Regions from separate parts of the Homo sapiens genome. Here region 1 is linked to region 2. The links are chromatin contacts, found by Hi-C or POLR2A ChIA-PET in ENCODE. All regions are on one chromosome and are shown on one strand. The core of a region is the stretch at or near the end of the contact, and the rest is flanking DNA. Distances in the headings are between cores, read along the strand shown. Region 1 holds the start of MRI1 (methylthioribose-1-phosphate isomerase 1). Region 2 holds the start of SAMD1 (sterile alpha motif domain containing 1).

Evidence for each region. Hi-C counts contacts between places; a loop is a spot of excess contacts on that map. ChIA-PET counts read pairs that join two places held with the same protein, here RNA polymerase II (POLR2A). Pooled maps may share reads with other maps.
Region 1: a loop to region 2 is called in a map of ovary, with 2.1 times the contacts of the local background. The contact joins the promoter of MRI1 here to the promoter of SAMD1 in region 2. A Hi-C loop is called at or near these places in 10 of 168 maps with a recorded cell type or tissue (CD4-positive, alpha-beta T cell, CD4-positive, alpha-beta memory T cell, CD8-positive, alpha-beta T cell and 5 more), 6 of 37 single-sample maps with no recorded cell type and 16 of 50 pooled maps. POLR2A ChIA-PET finds 5 or more read pairs at or near these places in 5 of 52 experiments (CD4-positive, alpha-beta memory T cell, CD8-positive, alpha-beta memory T cell, H1 and 2 more).

What each region holds. Positions count from the first base shown.
Region 1 is chr19:13,762,256-13,766,529 of GRCh38, forward strand. MRI1 (methylthioribose-1-phosphate isomerase 1) reads left to right here and starts at 2,267. Exons shown (of 6, transcript NM_001031727.4): 1 at 2,267-2,465; 2 at 2,616-2,854; 3 at 3,699-3,874. The coding sequence starts at 2,334. It overlaps YJU2B (YJU2 splicing factor homolog B), which reads left to right. Exons shown (of 10, transcript NM_030818.4): 9 at 44-182; 10 at 335-1,034. The coding sequence ends at 813. RefSeq lists enhancers at 478-994, 3,464-4,093 and a silencer at 2,637-2,686.
Region 2 is chr19:14,088,339-14,092,254 of GRCh38, forward strand. SAMD1 (sterile alpha motif domain containing 1) reads right to left here and starts at 2,413. Exons shown (of 5, transcript NM_138352.3): 1 at 1,447-2,413; 2 at 730-1,024; 3 at 542-638; 4 at 333-444; 5 at 1-237. The coding sequence starts at 2,082. The coding sequence ends at 79. PRKACA (protein kinase cAMP-activated catalytic subunit alpha) reads right to left here. Exons shown (of 10, transcript NM_002730.4): 10 at 3,350-3,916. RefSeq lists an enhancer at 265-774 and silencers at 1,419-1,468, 1,769-2,028, 2,359-2,578, 2,719-2,768, 2,819-3,148.

The DNA of each region.
Region 1 (4,274 bases), core at 1,017-3,516, 330 kb before region 2:
CTTTGACACCCCCTATCTCTGGTGTTCTTGGCCCTCAACACAGGAAAAGAAAAAAGCCATCCAGGAGGAGGAGGAGAGAGACCAGGCCTTGCAGGCCAAGGCGAGCCTGACCATCCCGCTGGTGCCCGAGACGGAAGATGACCGCAAGCTGGCGGCTCTGCTGAAGTTCCACACCCTGGACTGTGCGTAGGAGGCCAGGGGGAAAAGGGGACAGGGAGGCTCAGAGTTGCCTGGAGATGGGGGGTCCTCAGCCATGAGTGGACTCTGGTCTACCAGAGGGCAGTTCTGGACCCCCTCCCCTGCCGCCCCTGAAATGTCCTCTCCTCTCCTCTAGCCTACGAGGACAAGCAGAAACTCAAGCGGACCGAGATCATCAGCCGCTCCTGGTTCCCCTCTGCCCCCGGATCCGCCTCCAGCAGCAAGGTCAGCGGCGTCCTGAAGAAGCTGGCACAGAGCCGCAGAACCGCGCTTGCCACCTCCCCCATCACCGTCGGGGACCTGGGCATCGTGCGGCGGAGGTCTCGGGACGTCCCGGAGAGCCCCCAGCATGCGGCCGACACCCCCAAGTCTGGGGAACCGCGGGTACCAGAGGAGGCTGCCCAGGACCGGCCCATGTCCCCCGGAGACTGTCCTCCGGAAACAACTGAGACCCCCAAGTGCAGCAGCCCGAGGGGGCAGGAAGGGAGCCGTCAGGACAAGCCCCTGTCGCCAGCAGGCTCCTCCCAGGAGGCAGCTGACACCCCCGACACGCGGCACCCCTGCAGTCTCGGCTCCTCCCTCGTGGCGGACTACTCCGACTCGGAGAGTGAGTGAGCGATCCCCATCCTGGAGACTGGACCCGCTCTAGAGGCCCGGACACACCCAGGAGGCCCCTCACAGACTGCAGACCCCCGGCTCGCCCACCAGCCCTGGGAGAGCTCAGATGCCGCATCCTCCCCAGACCGCGCCTTCCTGCAACCGTGGAGTTATTTATTTGGTCCTGGTGAGGGTGTTTGTGCCTTGTGAGACTCCGTACATTAAAGACCTGTCTCTTCTTCCCTGTCTTGGGTTGTTAGATGGACCCTGGGGCTGCCCCCCCACCCCCCCACCTTGACCAAGCTTGGTAGGCCTCTCATCAGCAAATGCTGGTATAGGGTCATAGCTGTGACCACAGACATGGTCCCCTTCCAGAGTAACAAGAGTCTCAAGGTGGTGGTCCCGGTTGGCCAGGAATCAGGACAGACTTCCTGGAGGAGGAGGCATGGGCCAAGTGTGAAGGGTGAAAAGGGGGCCAGGAACCACACACACAAGGCCAGGGACAAGGCACACGGGGTACCCAGGATGTGTGCCAGATGCAGCAGGGGCTGGAGCACACAGGTGTGAGCTTTTTATTATACCCAGCCCAGGGGTGGCCCATGGAAAAGCCCCCCGTGCATGTTACTTTTGGGGTTTTTTTGTTTTGTTTTTGAGACCGAGTCTTGCTCTGTCACCCAGGCTGGAGTGCAGTGGCGCGATCTCGGCTCACTGCAACCTCTGCCTCCTGGGTTCAAGTGATTCTTCTGCCTCAGCCTCCCGAGCAGCTGGGACTACGGGTGTGCGCCACCACGCCCAGCTAATTTTTTGTATTTTTAGTAGAGACTGGGTTTCACCATGTTGGCCAGGCTGGTCTCGAACTCCTGACCTCAAGTGATCTGCCCGACTCGGCCTCCCAAAATGCTGGGATTCCAGGCGTGAGCCACAGCGCCTGTCCTGCATGTTACTTTTGAATGAAACCGAGCAGAAAATGGCCCAGAAACAGCCTTGCATCCATCAAGGGGCACACGACCCCCCACTACCTCCCCCTCAACCTTGGAAGATCATTTAACAAATTCTTTGGTTTGAACACTTGATGTTACCTTGCCACTGGGGATACATCCCTAACTCTAGACAGCAGGTTGTTAAACACGGGGCCTGGTATCCACTAGGCGTCCCATAAATGCTGCCACTTTTGTGGTTCCGAGGAGGCGGCTCACTCCGTTCGGGCTTGGCAGGAGTCGTGGAGTGGGTTCGGCCACGTGGAATCCGCGTCCTGGGAACCCGTGGAATCCGCGTCCTGGGAACCCGTGGAATCCGCCTCCTGGGAACCCGTGGAATCCGCCTCCTGGGAACCCGTGGAATCCGCCTCCTGGGAACCCGTGGAATCCGCCTCCTGGGAACCCGTGGAATCCGCCTCCTGGGAACCCGTGGAATCGGGTTGGATGCGCATGTGCGTGTCTCTTTTTCCGGGGGAGGCTCCGCCCACGGCCCCGCCCCGCTCCCAAGTGCGCGCGGACCCCTAGCTCCCTCTGAGTTGCGCTGGGCTTGGCTGCTGCACCATGACCCTGGAGGCGATCCGCTACTCGCGGGGCTCCCTGCAGATCCTAGACCAGCTGCTGCTGCCCAAGCAGAGCCGCTACGAGGCGGTGGGCTCGGTGCACCAGGCCTGGGAGGCCATCCGCGCCATGAAGGTGCAGCGGGGCGGCGGGGCGGCGGGGCGGCGGGGCGGCGGGGCGGCGGGGCGGCGGGGCGGCGGGGCGGCGGGGCGGCGGGGCGGCCGGGTTGGAGGTGGGAGTGCGCCCGCGCCTGCAGCTTCCGACGCCCAAATCCCTGCCCCGCAGGTGCGGGGCGCCCCGGCCATAGCCCTGGTGGGCTGTCTCAGCCTCGCCGTGGAGCTGCAGGCGGGCGCCGGGGGACCGGGACTCGCCGCGCTCGTGGCCTTCGTGCGCGACAAGCTGAGCTTCCTCGTCACCGCCCGGCCCACCGCTGTCAACATGGCCCGCGCCGCCCGCGACCTGGCTGATGTTGCAGCCCGGGAGGCCGAACGGGAGGGCGCTACGGAAGAGGCGGTCCGGGAGAGGTACGGGGATCTGGTACCAGGCACGGCGCTGAGCAGGAATTATATTGACTCTTTTTAAGTACAGTGACCCACTATACAGATGGGGAAACTGAGGCACGGCGACCTTAAGTCCCTTGTCCAGGGCCCCACAGATGGGGAGACTGAGGCACGGCGACCTTAAGTCCCTTGTCCAGGGCCCCACAGATGGGGCCCAGAGTCTAGCCTGGGCAGCCTGGCCCTGAAACCTAACTCCTTAATCGTGCCTCCCCTGAATACACGCAGCCCCTTATCCGCCCTTGGAGGCCCTTTTTAGTATCTCCGTGTTCTCTTGGTTTCTGCTTTTGAGGAACTTTTTTTCCTGTCCTGGTCCCCTTCCTGCCATCTTTTTCCCCCCACTTCCTTTCTGCTCCAGCCCTCCCTGCAATGTCACTTTACCCCACCAAGCTCGAGCCTGCCTTACAGCCTTTGCACGTGCCATTGGTGCGGGCCAGGTATCCATAGCGCCCTCCTCCACCATTCTATATGATCCAGCTCACCCGCTGCTCTCTGTTGCCTGATTCTGCCGGCTTTTCCTTCATTTTATTATCTCTTCATCAGCTGGCTCACTCACCCCAGTGTCAACTCCACAGGAGCAGAGATTTTTGTCTTGTTTACTGCTGGGTCATACCGGAACTGCTTGGTAAACATGTCTTTGCATGAATGAACGGAGTGACACTTCGGTGGCCCTGGCCGAAGGGTCCAGGCCCCACAGCAATGAGAGGCTTTGAGCAGGAGGGCTCCAGGACAGCAGCGTTAGGCAGAGAGGAGGCGTTGGCCTGGGCCCCGGGTCCTGGTGGCTGGTGCTGAAAACTCCTTGTCACCCCAGAGTGATCTGCTGCACCGAGGACATGCTGGAGAAAGACCTCAGAGACAACCGAAGCATTGGGGACCTAGGAGCCCGCCACCTCCTGGAGCGGGTGGCCCCCAGCGGTGGCAAGGTGACTGTGCTGACCCACTGTAACACTGGTGCTCTGGCCACCGCTGGCTATGGTACAGCCCTAGGTGAGAGGGCCTCCTCAGGGGGTAGGGGAGGGCCTTCTAGGAACTTTTTTAGATACAAGAGAAAGAATCCCAAACCCAAACCACTTTATCCACAAAAAAAATGGGAAGGTACTAGTTCTAGTACGGAAACACTTATACAGTTGGCTTCAGGTATGGCAAGATCAAGGGGCTCAACCAGTAGCATCAGGACCTATCTATCTCTGTGCTTCAGCTCTGCCCTCCTTCATCTTCAGGTTCCATGGGCTGGCAGGCGGCTGTTAGGGTCCAAATCATGAGGAAAAGAGCCTCCTATACTAGAAAAGTCTCCTTGTATCTCAGGGGGTCCACTAGGGCACCTGCCCATCCCAGAGCAGTCATTCGATGGGCCCCGCCTGAGCCATATGCCTAGAGCCAGGGCAGG
Region 2 (3,916 bases), core at 1,163-3,662:
CGTCCAGCTCCTGGACTCTGGGGGATCTTGGGTGAGATGGGGGCCGGAATGGGCTGGGGCAGGGGTGAGGCTGGGCGCTCAGCCTAAGAAGCCATCGGGGTCATCATCCTCAAAGTGGCCTTGCTGAAGCACCTTGATGTGGTGCTCGTAGATTTTCAGGGCTGGCCCGAGGCGGATGGACAGGCCGGTGAGCACATCTGTGCGCTGCATGAGCAGCAAAGATTTGCCATCAATTTCCTGGGTGGGACAGGAACAGAGAGAGCCGGGATCAGGGCACATCCCAGGGAGGCCCTCTGTGTCTGTCAGTGTGTAGTCCTGGGCTGGAAACTCACCTGCTCTTGGAAAGCTGTCGCCTGCTCCGGGAATCCAGCCTCAGTAAAATATTCGACGACATCCATCACGGTCCACTCGACGGGATCAGATGGCTTCTCTTTGCGCCCGGGACTGCATCAAAACAAACAGACACCAGTGAACACGGATGTCTCTCTGGCTGTACCACACACCTGAGCAGCACCCCCATGTCTCCAATACCCCAACTTACGGACAGCCAAAGGGGGTCCCGTCGGCCCCAGGTAGGGCTGGTTTGCCTGGGGGCAAAGGCACGGGGGACGGGGAGTCTGGCCCGGTGGCAACAGAAGCTGGGAAGGAAAAAAACACCTGTCTTTGGCTTTGTCTTCGGGCTGAGTTCCTCTCCACCTAGCACTCTTCCCCACCCAGAGGGATCCTTACCTGTTCCCCCTTCCTTGTTCATGGCTGCCATGGAGAACACCTGGCGGGTGCCGCTGCCCGGGGCTGGCCCCCGCCCTTCATCCTGGCCCTGGTGCGGTCCGCAGGGGGTCCACTCCTTGACCCTCTCCTTGGCACTCTGAGGTCCCCGCTCGCCGTTAAGCTGGTGGTGCTGGGCACCTGCAGGACGGTCACTCTCGGGCACTTCAGAGCCCTCTGACACATCATCTTCTTCATCTTCATCTTCATCATCATCTTCTTCCTCTTCTTTCTCAAGTACTCGCTCTTCTCCACCTCTCTGGAGCCGAGGAGAGAAGCATGCAAAATTAGTAGCTGTTCTAATCCCAGACCCTGACTGTGGCGTCCGGGCGGTGGGGAGGAGGAACCGATTCCACCTTTAAGAACAATACGGACTAACTTTTACGCATTCACTCCGTGCCAGGCTCTGTGTTAACTAAAGCCCTCGACAACCAAATCTTACTAAACTCGCTCAACAACCCCAAGGGGTCGCTACTGTTATTAAACCGCGTTTACAGCGGAGGAAACTGAGGCTCCGGGAGATTCAATCACTTGCCAAGGTCACCACGCACCGAGCCCGCAGGAAACGCGCGCAAAGCCCCAGCCACCCGCCACCCAGTTCCTCCCGGGACTCGCGCCCCCGCCACCAACTTCGCCCGCACCTGCCCACCGCGCGGCGCCCCCGCTCCCCGGCGCGCTCACCTTGCTGCGAGACGGGCGGGCGCTGGCGGCCGGCGGCGCCCGTCCGGGCCTGTCCCCGCGGGGCAGCGCAAGCGCTCCGAGACGGGTGCGCTCCAGACGGCCTCGAGCCGCCGCCTCCTCCTCCAGCAGCCCCTGCACGCGGCCGCGGGTTAGGCGACCGCCGGCGCCGCCGCTGCCCCCGAGGTAGCGCACGACTTCCCGCAGGCTCACGGGCCGCGCCGCGCCGCCGGCCCGCACCGCGCCCCCCTCCGGCGGCGGCTGTGGCTGCGGCGGCGGCGGCTGCTGCTGCTGTGGCGGCGCCGGCGGGGCCGGCGGGGTGGCTCCGCGCCGGGGCGGCTGGACGCGCGCCGCGTTGCGGTACGAGATGCTCCCCTTGTAGCTGACCCGGAGCACGGCGCGCTGCTGGATCAGTTTCTCGAGCTCGGCGCGCGTGCGCTCCGGCTCCGGGCCGTGCCGCCGCCGCACCATCCGGCAGATGCGCTCCAGGTCCGGCCGCGCCTTGCGCGAGCGCAGCGAGTCGATGGTGTCCAGGATCCACTCTTGGTAGTGCGGGGAAGCGGCGGACGACGAGGCGGCGGCCGCCGTGGTGGCGGCCGCCGCCGTCTCCGGCGGGGGTAGGGCCGGGGGCCCCGCCATGCCTCCCGCCCGGCCCGGCTGCACCGTGCGCGCTGCCTCCCTCCCAGCGCGGCGCCCCCCTCCCCGGCTCCCCTCCCTCCGCCGCTGCCCGCCTCCTCCGCCTCCCCCCCCGGGGGGCGCAGCGCCTCGGCGGAGCGGCGGCGGCGCTGCTGTTTCTTTGCAAAAAAAAAAAAAAAAAAAAGAGAGAGAGAGGGAGAGAGAGAGAGAGGAAAAAACAGTGAGAGAGAAAGAAAAGAGAGAAAAAAATATGCACACACTCACTCACTCGCACGCACGCACACACAGACCCGCTTCTGCTGGGCGCGCGCGGGGCCGGGGATGCGAGGGGGAGGAGGGGAGCGCGGCGCGGCCGGCCCCTCCCCGCCGCCGCCGCCGCCGCACGCGCGCCCTGCGCCCGGGACACTCCGGCCCCCCTTCCTTCCCTCCCTCCCTCCTCCCCGCCGCCCGCCTTCCTCCCTCCCACCCCCACGCGCCCGCTTTTAAGGTGGAGCCCGGGCCCCCCGCCCGCCCCCTTTACCCTGCGCTCTCGCTCACTCCGGCTCGCTCCGGCCCCCCCTTACAACTCCCGCGCGCTTTTTAAGGAGGCGCCGCGGAGTTGGCCCGGGGCGGGGGCGGGGGAAAGCGGCGGGCGGGGGAGGGGGAGGGGAGTGCCGGGGGGAGTGGAGAGGGGGCGGGCAGGGCGGGCGGGCGGCGCTCGGCCGCCCTCCAGCCATTGGGCGCGGGACCCAGACGTCCCCGGCGCCCAGCCCCCCTCTCCACGCCTCTCCAGCGCGCTCCGCTCTCGGGACCGCACTTACCGGGAACTCGCCGCCCGCGGGCCGGGGCTGCCGCGCTCGCAGGGTGCTGCGGGGACCCTCCTGCTGCCGCCGCCCCCGCGTCCCTCAGGCGCGCCTGGCCCGGCGCTGAGGATGCGGGAAGGGGGGCGCGCACCCTCTCCCCCTTCTACTCCCCCTGCCAGGGCCGCCCCCGCCGCCGCTCGGCCTCCTGGCGCGCCAGCCCCAGCGCCTCCCTAGAGCGCCCTCTCGGTCCCGGGCTGGACGCCGAGGGGGCGCGCCGCAGATTTGGGGACCCCGAATCTGGGGTCAAAGGGCAGTTTGACGCTCGTTTCTCCTGCGGGGCCGAAGGAGTGCCGGAATTTCAGCTAAACCCTGGTTACAAGGACTTCAAGCCAGGACCTGATCGGCCTGCACGCTGGGGTCCGAAATTCCCTTTCCAACCCCCTGGGGGTGTGTGGGTGGGTGATCGAAGTCGAGAACACCAGCGACACTTTTTTTTTAAACAAAACTTTATTGGTAATAGTTTTCAAATATGTTTACAACAGCACACTGTTCAAGAGGAAGTCTCGTCCTTCGCAGCACACAGGTTGAATCGCCCCCGCACCCACCCGGGGCCCCACCCCAGGCCTGAGAACTCCTCCTGGGATGGGGAGAAGTTATGAGAGGGGGAAATACGGGGATGAATGGGGTGGCTCCCCAGCGGCTCCCCACTTTTCTATTACGAGAGAAAAAAGCACAAATGAGAAAGTGGGGGAGAGGTGATGGACAGCTGACAGCTAAGCTGGAGGAGGGGCGCCCAGGATGGGGGAGGCGGAAGCTGGTGGGTGAGTAAAACAGGCAGCCCCTCCCCAGCAGCTCTAGCCTTGAACCCCGGGCCGTGGCTTGGGGGGACTTGGCCTCTTCTGTTCCCTTTTGCAGGGATGCCCTCCCCACTCAGCTGAGGGAAGGCTGGACGTTAAAATCTAGCGGAGAATAAAATTAAGGAGTTGGGGGGAAACGCTGCTGGGAGGAAAGACTTGGGCTTGGGGCTCCCCCTCTGTCTTTTTGGGGGATGACTC